3 separate regions of the Mus musculus genome follow, and regions 2 and 3 are each linked to region 1. The links are chromatin loops, found by intact Hi-C in ENCODE. Cell type or tissue: heart. All regions are shown on one strand. Each heading gives the region's core, and the rest is flanking DNA. Links, peaks and the distances in the headings are about the cores only.

Region 1 (5,824 bases), core at 608-5,607:
TCTTTAATTTGTTCTCCTGAACATTTTTGAACTGACAAGTGTTAAAATTCATCAAGACCATTGCTTCCCACCTGGATTTGGCATCCTTCAGGGTGGGTGAAGAGTTTTTTCTGTCTCATGAATATTTTGCAGAGATGCAAACCAGCCAGCTGTGAGAATAAGCCTCCTGTACGCTGTAGGAATGTGGCCCTTCCGCATCTCAAGAAGTCTGTCCTTAAGGCTGTAACAGCTCAAGTGGGAAGTTCACAACTGTGTAAAACTCATCAGATCCCATATTCTATAGCTATGGATCTATGAGGAACTATGAAGAGAATAAGTACTTGGCTTTCAATAAGCTTGGTTCCAAGAACCATCACAACTTCAGTATTATTTGATATTGGGGACTTTACTGTTTGAGGCTAGGGTCCAAGAAGAAAGAGTAATGTTTGGATATGGAGTATAGCGAGAGTATGTGGCAAGGGAGAAAAGATGAAGGAGGAGCTAACAAATTGCTCTTTATTAGTTTTTAATTCCCCATTTCTCGTTATTAGAAGACAAAAATAATGTGTACAAATATTCTCAGAGACAGTATTCTATTTAATGAGGTAAATAGTAAGCACCTTTTAATTAGTTTTTAGTGCCTACTGTTGTCTCACAGGATAGGAGTCACTTCTGAAAGTGGTCATCCACCCTCAGAGAGCTTATTCTCTATGGGGGATGAAACTGAGCACAGCCCTCCTGGTCCAAGCAGAAGGTGCAACATCCTTACGACTGTCTCATTTGATGGGAGAAGGATTGGCCACCCCATAAATTCTAGATGCTTTTGCTTAGCAAACAAATGAATTAGGGGGAAACCCAGCCCTGACTAAAGGTATCTCTGTCTGCTACTCCATCCCGTCCCACCCCCCACCCATGCTCTCTCACTTCACACTCTCTCCAGGTACTTTACCACTCTTCCATTTTTTTTTACCCCTGGGAAGGAAAAATGTTTAAAATGTTAAAAACAACAAACAAACAAACCTCTAGCCCCCTTCGGCACACCAGTTTAGATATTACCTTCCCTTGAAGGTTTCTTCAAAGCCAGCTGCTATCCAAAGCTCTTCTGGGCTCTTTTGAGAATTGTGCTCAGAGTTTCCCATCCCACTTCCCAACCCCTACAATACACTGAGCAGTGGTACAGATTTCTATTCTGTCTCAGAGGGGAATCTTGCTTTGCACACTTGTGTCACAACACAGGATACAACACACTGTGCTCAATAAATCAATTTAAAGCCAGGCCCCTCCACCCCACCACCCCACCCCAAATTGCCACATGGCTCCTTTGGTCTGTGCTAGCAAAGCCCTGCCACTTCCTTGGTTCATGACTTCCCTGAATCACCTCCTCAGCCTCAGAATCCTTCTGCCTGTCACCATCTGCATTTCAAATCTACTGCCAACGCTCTATGCCTTCCTAGCTGTGCACAAAGAATCCAAGATGGTAGGGTCAGCAAATGGATGCTTTCCTAAATTATGGTTTTGAGAGTTTTTACACGGTAACTCCCATTAGTTAGCTTTCTTGTTTCTATAACAAAAATGACCAACAAAAGGCGCCTTAAGGACAGAGAGGTTTACCTTGGCTTACAGTTTAGGGAGGCAGATGGTCACACTGCATCTTTGAAGTCATGTAAACAGTAAATAGAAAGCAGGTTTAGATAATCAAGCCTCAAGCCCAGCTTCCAGCGGCCCACTTCCTCCAGTGAGACACCACCTCCTAAGGGTTCTATTGCCTTCCCAAAGATAGCTGGGCACCAGTTGGGGAGCAAGTGTTCAAACCCACGTGCCTTCGGAAGCATTTCACTTTCAAATCCCTCCAACTCCAGTTCAAAGAGATCAGCAAGCCACTGGGCTTTCTACTGTCTTCCTTTCCGACAGTAGATGTTCGGACAGTTCTGACAGTCAAGCCCATCTGTTCTTGCTGTTTAGCATCTCGTGTCCATTTCATGATGAGCGTTTACTTCTAGTGTGAATCTCGCTCCAACTTTCAAGTACCCCCACGAGATGGTCTACTGAAGTCGTGAAGGGATAAATGAATTCTTACAGAGACATCATTCATACATTTATCTTGCATATTGAGCTTCTTCTAAGGGTGCTCATGGGGGTTGGGGGGAGGGGAAGCTGCCCACTGATGACTTGATCTCCACCTCCTTCCTCAAAGCAAGATCCCTGATGCAATTATGTGCCATCCTGATTTGGGACAGAGTGGGCGGCAGCAACTTGCATTTTTAGCTCTTAAGAGGAGCTCAAGGCCATATGTAGCCAAAGTGTAGAGATTATATACTAAATATAGACTAGGGAGAATCTATGTGGTATAATTGTGGATTTCTAAGTTTTGATCTCCAAGCCACAGGAACTTAGGGATCTATTCAGAGCAGTAGACTGCTTAGCAAATGCTTCATGCCCGCACTCCCACCCTAATCATTTCTTTCCTTCAAATAGATTGGGTTCTAGCCCAGACTACTCTCAATTCTTATCCTTTCTCTCCATATTTCTCTATTAATGCTGTCTATCTGGCTATTTGTTCGTTTTCTCCCACAAACGCTTCATCTGAGGGTGTAGGCAGTCTCAGTGTTTGCCAAGTGCGCAAAGATTTAGGTGTGATAATGTGGTGTCTACACACCTGGCGCCTGAGTTAGTTCTCAATAGCCATCAGTAATTGAGAACAAAGAAAACTGCAATGTGGCAGGTTTTCCTTTTTCTTTTTTGAGGGGCAGTTTCAGACATTGAAAAATACAACTTGATGGGGGGAGGGGTTCTAACACCCATTGGGATCCCATTTGGCCTGGGCAGAAGGAAAAAGTGGTGTGTAAACCAGACACATCTGACAGGGAGCACTTAATGAGAAGGCCTAATACGGCATCCGGCCTTTGTTCGTGTCTATAAGCATCTTTTAGGGGAAAAAAGAACCCAAGTACAAGGGGAGGAAGCGGCTGGACGGCTGATTTCTAATTAGCTCCCTCACATCACTGGAGGAAGAGGAAAACGGGTCTGGCTACTGTTTCCTTCAGTTTGCGGCAGCTTTATCTGAGGGTGAGGCGTGAACACAGCCTCCCAAATGTTGTGGAGTGTACTTGGGTTCAAAAGTTCAGCAATATCTGGACAAAGGATAGGCCTCTCCCCGGGAAGGACAGTCTAGGGGCCGCAGATGGGACTGTGGGAATCGAATCCTGCTCCTCCCACACCCACCATCTGCAAAAGCTGGGGACTTTGCAAAGGCCCTGCCCTTCAGGCCCAGAGTCTTTACTCAAACTGCACCTGTCCAGGATTAGGTTTCCTGCCACTGAATGATGGCTTCTTTCATTTAGTCTGCAAACAGCTGTCACATGATCAAGTGGGAGCCAGGCAGAGGGAGCCAGACAGCCCCTCAGAAAAAAAAAAAAAAAAAAAAAAAAAAAGGCTGAGCAGGACATGGACTTGGGTGATTCATCTTCAAAAAACCTATTCCTGAAATGCTTTTGTGTGTTGATATCACTTCGTGTCTCAGCTCACAGATAATTACAGCCTGCCAGAGAGACACAGCTCTAACCTGGAAAAGAGACCGTCCCCATGACTCATTAGAGCGTCTAAGGATGAATGAGACTCATTGTCTCCCCCTTTTCCCTTTGACCCCCAGAGATTGCTAAATCTATGGTTTCTAACCTTGTGAAAATGAGGGGACACTTGAAAAGGAATCCGGCAGCTCCCTGGAACCTGAGCCACTGGAACCTGAGCCAGGGCTGCACTGCTGCGATGAGCTGCACCTGCTGGCAGGACATTTTTGCTAATTCAAGTGCTGTGCCTGCACCTTGGGAAAAACAACCTTGGACAGCCATTTCATCAGGGAGTGAAAGAGACTCCCAAAGACATTTCACTGAAGACAGGGCTTGAAGATGGCATGGCGGGGAGTCATATAACATTTGGGTTCGGATCTGGTGAGATTCAACAGTCCCAGACATACAGGGAGATACATTATTATGATCACTCACGAGCAAAGTAAAATATTACAGAAAAGGAGAAGGCCATTTATTCAAGCAAACTTTATAACAATAGAGAATCGTGACTTTCCTTTTAAAAGACAGTTCTGTATTCAACTGAAGGAGCTATAGCTATACACAAGTCTTCCCAATGGTTAATGGAAATGGTTATAAATATAAATACAGAACCAGTAGGGATGAAGGGTTGGTTGTCTAACTGTCTCAAACCCCCAAACATCCAAACTCAATTCAGTGGTTAGAGAAATGCCAGGGAGTAGCTTCCCTTCTGAGAGCATCACTCCTAGGTACCCAGAATACCATTGGGTTTTTCCTATACACACCTAGGACATGTCACAAGTGTGTTCCTCCCACTCAACACGCGTCTGTAAATAAACATCCCAGATCAGCAAGGTGCAAAGGCAGACTCATTAAGATTTGACTGACAACACACAAAAGGCAGCCGAGTCAGACTAAGAAAATTATGATTTAAGAAATCAATGTTAAAGGGCAAGGAGATGGCCCAGTTAGTAAAGTATTATATGTGCCAACATGAGGATCTGAGTTTGGGTTCCCCAGCACCGATATATAAAGCCAAACCTGGAAGTATGCTACTGCTATAAGTCCATTGTTGGAGAGGGAGAAACAGGACGAGACCTGGTGCTTGGTGCCAGGAAGCACAGCCAAATCATGGGGTTCCAGGTATAGTAAGAGACAGTGAAAAAAATAATGTGAAGACTAATAAAAACACCCATGTCTACATCATACCCGCACACACTTGCACATACTCATATACAAAGATACACACAAATATGCACATATGCATAATACACTATGTGCGCTCGTGCACACATGCGCGCACACACACACACACACACACACGTTTTATAGAAGTACTTTCGATTACCCACCCCTTGTTTCAAGCCTTGCAAGTGCCAACCTTGGCTCTCAGCACACTCGGATGTGGCAAGGCTGACAGGAAGGAATTCCTATCTTCTGCATTAGCACTTAGTGTCTGCAAATGTCAACTGTGGTGCCCAGGTGTTGCAAAGCGTCTGTCTTCCTCTTAAAGCAACAGGATGCGACAGACTGAATGCCTGTGGGTGATTACGGCAGTATTCAAGTGAAGGCCAAAAGGACAGAGCACATGAGAAATATAATAATTCGTTCAAAATGTCCTAACTGAAGTGCCTCCTTTTAGATGACAAAATGGATTTCATACATTTCAGGGTTCTTTTTTTCCTTTTTTCTTTCTTTTCTTCTTCTTTTTTTTTTTTTTTTAAATAAGGGGTAGGGGGAGAAAACAGGCAGATCAGTTTATTTTCTGAGCACAGCATTAATGACAAGATGACATCACCAGCAGCCAATCGGAAAGCTCTCTGGTGTCTGGTGTTCTAACACCATTTCATATTTATGGATAAGCACCAGAAGGGTGTCAACCCAGAGCTGCGTTCCCCTCCCCTCCTCACTTCTAAATAAAGTTCCTGCTTTCATTCAGCAGCCAAACTGGAAAAGTTTTCGAAAGGCGATGGGGGAGGGGAGGCTCATGGAGGCGCTCCCTCCCTCGCAGACCGTTTTCTGAGAATGCTCAACAGTAACGACAGGGTTGGGGAAATGGCTAGGACCTGTACCACTACTCCCTGCAAGGCTTGCCAAGGCCCTCCAGAGGGTCTGCACAGTCCTTCACCATGGAGCACAGTCTAGGCTTCACTGGGAAAGCCCTAAACACTGAAAAATAACAGACTTGTGCACAAAAGAAGGAGTTGGGGAACGCCTTACACGAGAAATGGATGCTAGTGACCACTGTATTGTTTTAAGTTATTCTCTGGTTCCTACTACATTTCCTAACCCGCAATGTA
Region 2 (5,824 bases), core at 553-5,552, 230 kb after region 1:
AACTTATTTGAAAATATGCATCACTTAAAAATGATTCATACAGGATTCATTTACAGTAGGATTTCGATGTTTTTGTCTGGTCGGGGGAGAAGGGGGAAGGAACAAGGTCTTTTGTTGTTCTGGAAACAGGGTCTCAAGTAGTCCACTATGGCCTTAAAGTCAGAATCCTTTAGCCTGGCATGTCTCTAAGTGTTTCGATTACACCACACCCTACTGACCTTTGCATTTGAGGGGAAACCCCCACCCCAAATCTAACAAAGCAAGCCTAAGTCATCCCCACCCCCACCCCGTCTTGTAACTATCAAAGGCTTTCTTCTCCAAGACCCTAAGATGCTCTATTATCCTCACCATAATAATCAACCATTAAACAAGCATATCAACTCTTTCCCAAAGCTCTTTTAAAAAAGAAAAATTTACACCATACTGTTTCAAGGTCTCAGGGAAAAATGATATTAGAACAGTATTTAGAGAGGGAATTGCTTTTTCAGTTTTTCCCCCCCTTGAATACTTCATCCAAGTATGTAGTGTAAGTTGATCACAGCCAACCCCTAGCAAATGGCTTTTTTACTGTGCAAAAATGCTTGCGGTACTGGCCCTTAAGTCTTCTTTCTGTTGTGATCCCAGGATGCAAGCACCTTGCCTCCGATCCTCAGAAAGGATTGTTTCCAAGTGCTGCATGTTAACCCTTTCTCTCCAGGGCGGAAAGACTAGGAAACATGGAAAGCACACATTTGTGAAGATGAGCCTTGGGAAGGGAAGATACTTCTATTTGCCCATGGAGACCGTTGATCTCTAAAATAAACACCGACTACTGTCCAGCTGCATGCAGGCTTCACTAATGCTGTGTCTGGTGCCTATAAAAATCTACACTCTCCTACTTGGCCTGTCATTCCAGTGGTGAGCAGGTAGGCTATATTTTACTCACAGTGACGCCCATGTTGGGCGGGGCATAAGATGAACAGCTTAGGGCCATAGTAACTTTGGTAGTTCTGGAAACAGAGTTTCAATCAAGTAGTCCACTCAGGCCTTAAACTCAGGATCCTTGAGCCTGGCCTGCCTCTCAAGTACTTGGATTACACCACACCCTACTGACCTTTGCATTTAAGGGGACTCCTCCACCCCACCCCAACAAAGCAAGCCTAAGTTGATTTTGGTTTTCCCATCTTGTAACTATGGAAGGCTTTTCTCCTAGAAGACCTAATAATTTAACAGGCTCATTTGTTCTTCTTGGTCTGTGCAAAACAAATCTTGGTGTGTAAAGGGGATGGTGGCTTAGAGACACAAAAGCAAAAAATACATTTAAAAAAGTTCAGCCTGCCGGCTGGATTGAGAGCAGAGAAGCCTGCCCCTCCCCCCTCTTTGCAATTTCCAGACAAAGGGTGCCTGCTGATGTACAGTAGACGCAGAGAATTCCTCGAAGGCTGGCGTGCGGAGGGAGGGTTGACACACACGTGGCCAATGCCATCACTCGGGGTCAGGCCTGCGAAATCTGGCCAAGAGGAACTTAGGGTTTGCCATTAAGATGGCTTAACTGAATCAGCACCAGCTTCCATGCCACCGCGAAGCTGCAAAGCAGCAAAGCAGCAGCCTGCAGTGAAAGGAGAGATCCCAGGAATAAGGATGACAAAAGTCAAGATTTAGGGTTCAGTTCCAGCTGATTTTATTTCCTTCTCAAAAAAAGTTATTTACAGAAGGTATATAGGAACAACCTGACAGGCAGTGACGGACAGGATTAGCTGGCATGATTTTTTTTCTTTTTCTCTTCCCCCAAATATTGTTTTTTGTTTTTTTTTTTGTTTTTTTTTTTTTGCTTTTTTTTGTGGCCTTGAATTTTAAGACAAATATTCTACACGGCATATTGCACAGGATGGATGGTTAAAAAAAAAGAAATAAAAAAAGAAAGGAAAAAAAAGAGTTTTAAAACAAAAACCCTTAACGGAACTGCCTCTTAAAAGGCAGGCGTCCTCGTGCCTGTCATGTTATATTAAACATACATACACACAATCTTTTTGCTTATTATAATACAGACTTAAATGTACAAAGATGTTTTCCACTTTTTTCAATCTTTAAACACAACAGCTATAAACCTGAACACATATGCTATCACCATGCCATAGGACTGAAACAATTATATTTAGCGACAAGTAGAAAGGATTAAATAGTCAAATACAAGAATGAAAACGCAGTACATTGTGTCGCGAACTCAAATCGGCATTTAGATAGATCCAGTGGTTTAAACGGCACGTTTTTGCTTTATAAAAAAAAGTGCAAAAAAGATGTGGTTTACAAGTTAAAGCTACAGAATCCCTTTTTGCTGTGAATGCACCAGTTTTAAAAACCTCTGGACAGAACAGCAATTCGTTAAAAAAAAAAAATTTTTTTTTTTAAAGCATTATGGTGCTGGGCTGAACTCTCCTCCCCTTATAAGACCAGGGGGTTGAAAGGTGGAAACCGGTGGCAGGTTAAGGGATACTGTCACTTTAAGAAGCCTGCAGATTGAAGTGTAAACATGGAGAAACCAGGGGCTGATTTTTCAAACTGTGTGAGATATTAACCAGCCACCCTATTATAAAATCAGGAAATCCAAACAGCGATTTACACCGATTAACACCCCCTTTATATATTTTTTACAAAAATACACTGAGAAAATAATCAAACGTTTTCATCTCTCTTGTCATTTTTTGTTTTTTAAAAGTGTCAAAAGTCTACATTTAAATATAAAAAATTAAAAGTTAAAACTCTAGCCCTTCAGTGAAGGAGACGTAAAATGGCGTGGGTAACAACACTAGAAAAAAAAAAAAAACGAAGAAAAAGAAAGAAAATAAAAAAGAAGATAAAGAAACGAGGTTAAAAGACAAGAAAGCAAATGAAAAGGGAAAAAAAGGGGGGACAAAATAAGAAAACTGTTTGGCCAGTATAAATACGTCCACATATAAAATGGCATCTGATTACATTTACAAGGGAAAAAAAAATACAAAGATGGAGAGTCCGTGAGGGGGTAAAAATAAACGGGTCTTCTCAATTACACCTATAAGGAATAAACACACACGGAGAAAAAATTTGGTCCTGAATTGTGGTTTTTCAAAAGTCCAGCACAGATTTGAGTTGCGTTTGAATCCTTTTAAAGAGTTAAAAATGAAAAGGAGCTGGTGATCGGTTCGTTGTAGGAATCAAACATAGCGCCATCTATCCGCTTTTTATATTATCCTACACTATTTTAAAAACTGCTCAACAGTCTTATACAGAAATCTTCAAAAGATAGACAGGATAACATGCTATATTAACCCCACCAGTGAAATAACTCAACACCATCACGATTCCCATTAAGAGAAGAAAAAAATCTCTTTTCCCCCCCAAACCACTCCGCGGCCCCTGGACCACATCCCACAGTCTCCTGTCCTCCCGCCGGCTCTGGGTAGCCTCACCTCTCTGATTTTTTTTTTTTTTTTAATTCTTTATTTTTGCACAGACCCCAGGCGGAGGCCCGGGAACCCCAACGCCCTCTGTGCTCCGGGTCCTTCTGCATCCCCAACCAGGTTGCTGTGGCTTCCACGAGGTCCCCATGTCCATTTCCGAGGCTGGCCTGCTACTCCCAGCACATCTCCAGCTGCAAGGACAAGGGGAAAAAAGGTGGGGGGAGGAGGAGAAAGCCCAGCCCGGGACTTCGCCAGCGTGGAGTTTCTCCATGCCAATGCTCCCCTAAGCTCAACACAAATGCCAAACGCATCACCCCAGAGCCTTCTTTCTGTCTTCATTGCAGAAAAAGAAATTTTAAGAAGGGGAAAAATACAAAGAGAATACAAAGAGGGGGTGGGTAGGAGATGGGGCACGCTGGATTTTCCCCCTCCTTTCTTGACCATGAGGCAAAATCAAACAAGAAATCACCAAGGCGAGGGGGTGGGGGTGAGGGAAAGATTCCTTCGGTCTTTAGAAGCTTTGCTTGGCTTCTTTTCTTGCTGGGGGTGCAACCAAGTCCGGAAGCTCGTTGGAAGGGTGGGGTGGGGGGGAGTCTCTTCAAGCAAAATTGGGGAGGAAACTCGAAGTAGCTTTTTTAGCCACCACCAACATCAATAACAACAACAAAAAAAGGTCGCCCCCGTCTACTCTCCGCCTCCTTCGAGTCCCCAGCCCTGAGAGTGGGGGATGGGAGCGCGGGTCCACTAACGCCCCCGCGCTCCTTCTCCAACGGCGGGACGTGTTCCAGGCCAGCTCTATGCACTTTTTCTTCCTTTTCTTTTCCCCTTTCTCCTTCTACTCTCCATCTATTCTTTTTAACTCATTTTTTTTCTGTTTCTTTCTTTCTTCTTCTTTTTAACATTTTTTTGTTTGTTTTTTTGTTTGTTTGTTTTTTGTTTTCTTTTTTCCCTCTCTCCTCTCCTGCCTCTTGGCCCACCTTCTCCCCGGCCCGCGCTCCCTTCAGTAGGTGAAGACCAGGTTAGAGATGCTGGACTCCAGCCAATCTCCCGAGATCATCTCGCTCACCTCGGGCGTGCAATAGTCCGGGAATTCGAAGTGGGAGCCTGAGCCGGGTTCGAAGTTAAAATCCAGGTCCCGATCGAGCGCCGATGAGGAGCTGAAACTGCCCAGGGACATGCTCTCAAAGTTTGAGCTGGGGTTCAGGTCGAGCAGGTCGTCTTCGAACTCGTCGTCGGACGACGAAGAGCCCGAGGAGGAGGAAGAGGACGAGGAGAGCGAGGAGGACGCGTGCGAGGGCGCGCTGGACGGGGCGGGCGAGGCTGCGCGTAGGCTGGCGTAGCCGCGGTGGTCAGCGGGCGATCGGCTGGCGGCTGGCGATGATGCTGCGCTGCTGCGGCCGCTCAGACTCCGGCCATCGGGCGAGCATCCCGGGCCTCCATCTTCGTACAACCCCAGTGGATCACTGGGGTCGGCGCTCGCTCCCAGGCCCCCGACGGGAGACGCCGAAGCGCCCAGGCTTCCAAACAGGTAGACGCGCTTCACTTTCTTGTCGGCAGGGTGTTTGGCTGGGGTGGCCAGCGCACTGGACGGCGAGGAGGAGGCGGCCGGAGTGGCCGCACTGGGAGTCCGCACCTTGTAGACGGCCGTGGGCTCCCCCAGGGGCAGCAGGGCAGCTTGCTCTGGAGAGAACGATGCAGCCGCCTTGCTGCCGCCCGCCGGGACCAGCTTAGCGTGGGGCTTGCCGACCGAGCTGCCCGCCACCTTGGGGCCACAGCTCTTCTTGGGCGCGGGCTTGGAGCTGCCGCCCGCGCCACCCCCCGCGTGGCTGCTTCCCGCGTGGCCGCTGCTGCCCGCGACCTTGTCGCCCTTCTCCCCTGGCTTGGCTGTGGCCGCCGATCCCGCGCCCGCGTTGCCCGACTTCACCTTCTTTCGCGGCCGGTACTTGTAGTCAGGGTAGTCAGCCATGTGCTTGAGGCGCAGCCGCTCCGCCTCCTGGATGAACGGAATCTTGTCGCTGTCCTTGAGCAGCTTCCAGCGTTTGCCTAGCCGCTTGGAGATCTCGGCGTTGTGCATGTCGGGCGACTGCTCCATGATCTTGCGCCGCTCGATCTGCGACCACACCATAAAGGCGTTCATGGGCCGCTTGATGTGGCCACTGGGCGTCTTGCACCAGCTGGGGTCGTCCGCCTTGCCGCCCGTCGACGCGGTGGAGCCAGGCGTCGGGGAGGACGCGATGCCCAGCTCCAGGCCGGCGCCCGAGTCCGAGCTCTCCCCGGCCAGCAGAGCCTCAGTGTTCTCCGCGTTGTTGGTCTGTTGTACCATGGCCCCGGCTTGCCGGGCGCCCACGCGCGCTCACACGCTCGCGGCGCGGTCGCCGGGCCCTGCGGGCTCCCCGGGGCGGAGACCA
Region 3 (5,824 bases), core at 662-5,661, 210 kb before region 1:
GCTTTCCCCTTGTCTCCATGCCTGCATCGCCATCCACAATGGCTGATTCCATCTCAAGGATCAGGACGCAGGAAAATGATACCAGTCTAGCAGTCTGCTGACACTAGGTGACACACAGTGAGCCTAGAGCATCCTAGAAAATCTTTGTCTACAGTCAGCTCATGTGGAAGGGCTTCATACACTGTTTTCGTTTTTATTTTTTAATTAATACTGACTGATGAGAGACTTTTGAACTATGAGGAAGCAGTGCTCAGGAAAACCGGTGTTTACTTCTTGAAGGGATTAGTGCATGAGTAGCAGCTACAGAGATAACTAATGTTAGTGAGAGTTTCTGAAGCCCTGGGTTTGGAGCCAGTGGATTCAACATCTCATTTAAGCCTGCCAACCGTTGTAATGAGCGAGTGCAGTGACTTCCTTCCAAAGGTTTTCATCATGGAAAAAGAGAGAGAGAAATAGGGACTTCACAATAGAAAACCATGACCATAGGGCTTCAGCCGGGTGATGATGGCCAACATCCAGAGTAACAGTATCAAGGTAACAGTATGTGCATGAAGTAGATAAGATGCTGCTTCTAATATGAACTCAGAGGCAGTGACATCGCATACACAAGACCTACAGAAACTCAAGGCAGACAAAATTCTAGCATGAAGAAGAGGAACTGCCTACAAAGTGACCCCCAGCCCCCAACCAAAAAGTGATTTGTAATGAAAGTTCCTTACAGAAGGGAAATCAGTTTTCTTCAGTAGAGTGACAATGCCTATATCAACCACACTTTCATGGCAGGCCCCATGCTCAGGGGTAGTAGCCAACACAAAACATTCTCCATGCTTTTGTTGATTTGACTTGTTTTTAAGAGAGAGAAAGACCGTGAAGTTGGTTGGTGAGGGTTATGGTGGAGGCCAGGGAGAAATTAAACGAGGGGAAAGTATAAGATCAAAATACATTGTATGAAGTTCTCAACGAATAAATACAAACATTGTTTAAAACAAAAAGAAAGAAAACAGTGTTTGCCTCCATACTCACCCTTGGGGAAATGTAGAGCCCAGACTAATCAGGAGAAGAGTATCAGACAAATCCTCCAACAGGAACAGTCTGTGAAACACCTGCTGACCTCTCCTTAGAATCCCGGAGTTCATCCCCAACAAGGGAGGGTGAGAATCTTCACGGCTCAGCCCAAGGTGACAACAACTGCCATGTGCTACTCACGAGACTCAGGAACACATCCTGAAAACTAACGAAAGTAGAAAAATCAAAATAAAATGTAGATCTTAGCTAACAGGAGCAAGTTACTGTTGGTCCATGAGTCTCGAAAGCATTCATAGGAAGGAAACCCTGCTGAGTGCCAGACAGCTGCACACTGTGACTACTGTCACTCTCCTGCCAATCAGTACAAACATAGTCTAGAAATCCCTCTGAGCTTCATGTTTCCACCAACATCCTATAGATACGGCAAAAACAGATTAAATAACTTCCATTTTGTTTTCCGAGGTAGGACTTCACTGTGTCGCCCTGGCAGTCCTAGAGTATTCTTTGTAGACCACATTGTCCTTAAGCTCAAGGACCTGCCTGACCCTGCCTCTGCATACTGAGTGCTGGGATTAAAGCCATGCAACATCATGGATAACTAATTTCTTAACTACATAAGCCAGATGTAGAACTTGATTCACATTAAAGAACCATGCAACAAGATGTGAGGTAACACCCTGCTAAGATTTTTGACTCTGTTTTAATAAAAACTATTGTATGTCAGATGCATAAAGCTGAAAGGAATTGACCTGTTTTGCTCTCCCAATAATGATAGTTATTTTAGCCATGTTTTTAAGTACAGGGTTATAACATGACTCTCTAAATGTTTTATCTTTATTTTCAATATAGATGCCACTATCAAGAAAACATAGAAAGGACATAGGAGGTGACTGGAGAAGACCCTTAAATACTGTTGATGAGAATGGGAATTCGTCTGACTACAATAGAAATCAGTATGGAAGACCTTAAAGAAACTAAAGTAAAAACAGAATTATTACGCGCCACAGTAATACATCTTCTAGGTATATAACTCAAGGACTCTACATGGACACAAGACAGAGACACATACAGTGCACATGGATGTTTTCTGAAACTATAGTCGTAGAACCAAGTTATTTAAACAGCCTAGATTCTGCCAACAAATGAATACATAATAAAAATGTATCTATATAGAATTGAGTTTTATTTATACAGAAAAATTAGAATGAATATTTGTTATTTGTAGGAAAACGAGTGGGATTGGAGATTTTTATATTAGGTGAAATAAGCCCAATTCACAAAAACAGCTACTACATGTCCGCCCCCCCCCCCCCCCCGCCGTCATGTGTCGTATCTAAGCTTAAAAATCAGACTTGAAAGTAGAAGGGGGCCACTGAGGGAAAGGAAAGGGGTTACCGGGAGGAAGAGGGTGGACAGAAAAGGAACATAAGTATGAGGTGTTTGAAAGCATGATAAACATGCATGGAGATTTCAAAACGAAATGTACTATTGTTACAATTATTGCACACTATGAAGAAAAGCATTGGCAGATCTGAACTACAGAAAGATTAAATGCTTTCGGAAGTGATTTTTGAAGGACCAAAATAAAGGGAGGGGGGAAGGGGCATGAGAAAATTTCAGTGGGTTGTGGGTTTACTAATGACCTCACATGATAATTACAAATACGACAGAAGTCTGTCTGGAGATGAAGCTCAGCTGGTACAGTGATTACCCAGCATGCAGTGATGTCCAGGTTAAATCCCCCAGCACCGAATGAATTGAGAAGGGTGGGACATATGTGTATTCACAGTCTTCAGATGGAGAAGGCAAAAAGATGAGCAATTTGAGGTCATACTCAGTTACATAGGGGGTTCATGGACAGCCCTCTCTCATCTACACACACACACACACACACACACACACACAAGCTCTCTTCTGATACACAAACTGGATATTTTAGTGCTAGGGAACTTGGACCACAATGTAACAGGAAAAGTGGATTGTAAATTTGCAGCCCTTCAGGAGGCAATGACGGACACTGACATAAGAGAAATTAGAAACTGGACCTCTGGAGATCCTGAACTGTCTAAGACCTGTTATGGTGGCTGCAGAATCCTGAAGCATGCTAAGTGCACTCTAAAGTATACATTCCTACAGAGCTATCTACTGAGCCAGTTTCCCACCGTGGGAAGTGGCCTCTCTGGGGAAACTCCAGCCTCCTCCCAGGAAGGCTCAAGACATCCAAGATATATTCTGTGTTTCCTTGGCACTTGCCAAAATCAGACAGTAAGATTCAACAAATCGCTCTAAATACTGTACTTTATCCATTGTTCCACGAGAGACTATAGGGTGGAGGTGGTCCAGCAAGCTAGAAAGCAGGCTGCTTCTGTGTGTGATTAGATTAGTCTGCCCGAAGACACATTGTTCTACAGCCCGCTCTACTCCCAAGCTTTCTTTTTTAGATTTGAAGGGCAAGTGGTTGCTTGAATTAGTGTTTTTACCACTCCTGCCTCAGGAACAGCACAGAGTCTTTTTCTCCCTGTTTATATTTCAGATTGTCCCAAGGCAATTACTTAATGGCACCATATCTGCCTTAACAGGAGAGGAGGACAGGAAAAGGCCACAGTGAAGACTAATTTTCCCATGAAATCACAGCCAGGCTGCAGGAGTTGGGGACGACGGGCTCACTCTCTGGATTCACTGGAGGATGGAAATAGAGAGAGGGGGAGAGAATTTGGCAAACTCAGGCTGACCCAGACCAAATGCTTCTTTTCAAGAATTTTTGCTATTTTTATAACTGCACTCATGAAACATGTCTTCATTTTGGAAACATGGGTGAGTCAGACTAGAATTTTAAACTTTCAATCTCATGCAGCACATGAGGCTATTAGGTTGAGAAGGCATTACGATGTTTCATTTCCAAGATCATTTAAGAAAAAAAAAAAAAGTCTGGACATCAGAAACATGTCATTACTGCACAGCCATCCCTACATCAGCCTGAACCTTTCCTGTCATACCATGAAACAATCAGAACCCCAGAGTCCTATTGATGTCTAGTCTCGCCCTCCCAGATGGGTGGACACTGTATTCATCATACTGTAGTCTTCAGTTCTTGTAGGGACTCTCCTTAGAACACCTGCTGAACATTAAACTGAGATTGAGTTTCATAGCACAAAGCCCACAAAATAAGGCAAGGTCAACTTTTGAAAGCTCTTGTGGATCAACTTTTAAGTATTCTTTAAAGTTTTCATTAACAGTGTCAGGTCTACCCCAATGGCTTCCATATTTGCTTTCAGGTTTCCAGACCAGACAACTGGAGTTGTCAACTACCAACACTACAGGAAAAGTTAACAATGGGAGACAAGGCAGAGTGCATAAAACACTCCCGAGAAAAGATAAAACAAAATGGTGCTGTTAAACCTTCCTTCTCATGGGCCCAGATTGTTTTCCTATCAATATTGTTAGCCCTGTGCGATAAAACCACACTGATGGTGAATTGATTCAACAATTTGCACAGGAAGAGCACATTTGATGGGCCCTTGGTAGTACCCAGCATCAACACGTAGACAAAAGTCTGCTAAATTTATCAATCAACAGCTAATGACACTGTCTGTTAAAAAGTTATATCAAGAAACAAGAAGAAAGCAAAGAGGAAAGGAGGGGAGGAAGGAAGAAAAAGAGGCTCTTTCTCAAACCTTGATGAATATTCCTAGGTAACACGTAAAGAATATACTGATAATAGATTAATCTCATGTTGGCACGTTTCTGTATTTAGTACCGTTACTAAATGGCTACTATTACATTGCTAGGAATATATAGAGAAAATAACATTAAATAATCTTGCAATAGCAACTTTCAGGTTTACATAGACTCCCAAATGGTTCCTAATACCTACATGTAAACAAATGCATACACACAGGGTGTGCTGGATTCAGGAAAACAGGGCAAAGCTGAAAAGACTGACCAGTGGGTTGAGGTACTTGTGACCGAGCCTGACAACCTGAGTTCCATACCTGGAACCCCACACGGTAGGAGGAGAAAACCAACACCCACAACTTGCCCTCTGGAATCCAAAGAAGTACTCCAAGTATGTATATGCCCACATTCACATAAAACAAATGCACAAATGAATAAATGTAAGAAAAAAACACAGTTACATGAAATTTATTCCATGTTAATACACCATGTGAAACATGGTGTTTCATTATACATTATTGCTAACATACATGTGATCACCCTGGCACCTTTTAGATATTTCTAACAGAAACCCATTAGAAATCACTTCCTGATAAAGCAATTTTATAGTTAAGTCTCTTGCATGTGCTACCACAGGGTTGACACGAATGTGCCTTGGCAGGCATTATGCCTATGCATATACTACAGCTTTTGATTTTATGCATTAGACAATTATCTCCAGATAGAGAGTATGTCTCCCCTAACAGTATATTTTCTCCTGCACACACAATGACCTTGAGTTTGTTCTGTATTCCACAACTTAGCCAGTTTGAGTGTTCAAAGAGTGACTGTGGACATATATTGATACAAATCACATACATCAGAACATGAAGCAGCAGGGGAAAGCAGGTAACGTGACTGACAGCACACACAGGAGCAAACTTTGCAAAAGGCGCAGAATGTACTAAGGGTGCCATTTCCATCCTTCACTTTTTAAAATAATATTTATTTTTATTTTATGTACATTAGTGCTTGACCTGTATGCATGAGGTAGTTCACTCCCCTGGAAGGGGACTTACAGACTTTTGTAAGCTGCCATGTGGGTGCTGGGAATTAAACCTGGCACCTCTGGAAGAGTAGCCAG

Evidence for each region. A loop is a pair of places that touch in the nucleus more often than their neighbours do. Peaks named below come from ENCODE experiments on the same cell type or tissue, not always from the same donor. Only the 100,000 strongest peaks of a DNase experiment are listed, where the experiment ranks them.
Region 2: it touches region 1 in a loop (4-fold over the local background); 9 of 42 quality-filtered maps call a loop at or near these places.
Region 3: a loop joins it to region 1, with 2.5 times the contacts of the local background. A loop is called at or near these places in 2 of 42 quality-filtered maps.

Annotation. Positions count from the first base shown.
Region 1 is chr13:28,715,423-28,721,246 of GRCm38, forward strand. All of the region lies in intron 3 of 2610307P16Rik (RIKEN cDNA 2610307P16 gene), which reads right to left. Among named protein-coding and RNA genes, the nearest start is that of Mir6368, 7.5 kb to the left of the region's middle. RefSeq lists an enhancer at 2,224-4,019. In heart, for the core only: a CTCF peak has its summit at 3,127; a DNase peak (open chromatin) is centred at 3,069; H3K4me3 peaks cover 771 bases; H3K27ac peaks cover 1,559 bases.
Region 2 is chr13:28,947,283-28,953,106 of GRCm38, forward strand. Sox4 (SRY (sex determining region Y)-box 4) reads right to left here. Exons shown (of 1, transcript NM_009238.3): 1 at 1,637-5,824. The coding sequence starts at 5,739. The coding sequence ends at 4,417. All of the region lies in intron 1 of Gm46405 (a long non-coding RNA gene), which reads right to left. Gm46406 (a long non-coding RNA gene) reads left to right here. Exons shown (of 2, transcript XR_001780883.1): 2 at 698-824. Among named protein-coding and RNA genes, the nearest start is that of Sox4, 3.5 kb to the right of the region's middle. In heart, for the core only: CTCF peaks have their summits at 3,186, 3,385 and 5,416; DNase peaks (open chromatin) are centred at 1,409, 3,579, 5,009, 5,409 and 1 weaker place; H3K4me3 peaks cover 4,402 bases; H3K27ac peaks cover 4,266 bases.
Region 3 is chr13:28,504,683-28,510,506 of GRCm38, forward strand. All of the region lies in intron 7 of 2610307P16Rik (RIKEN cDNA 2610307P16 gene), which reads right to left. Among named protein-coding and RNA genes, the nearest start is that of Gm40841, 86 kb to the left of the region's middle. In heart, for the core only: no CTCF peak of the experiment used is centred there; no DNase peak of the experiment used is centred there; H3K27ac peaks cover 807 bases.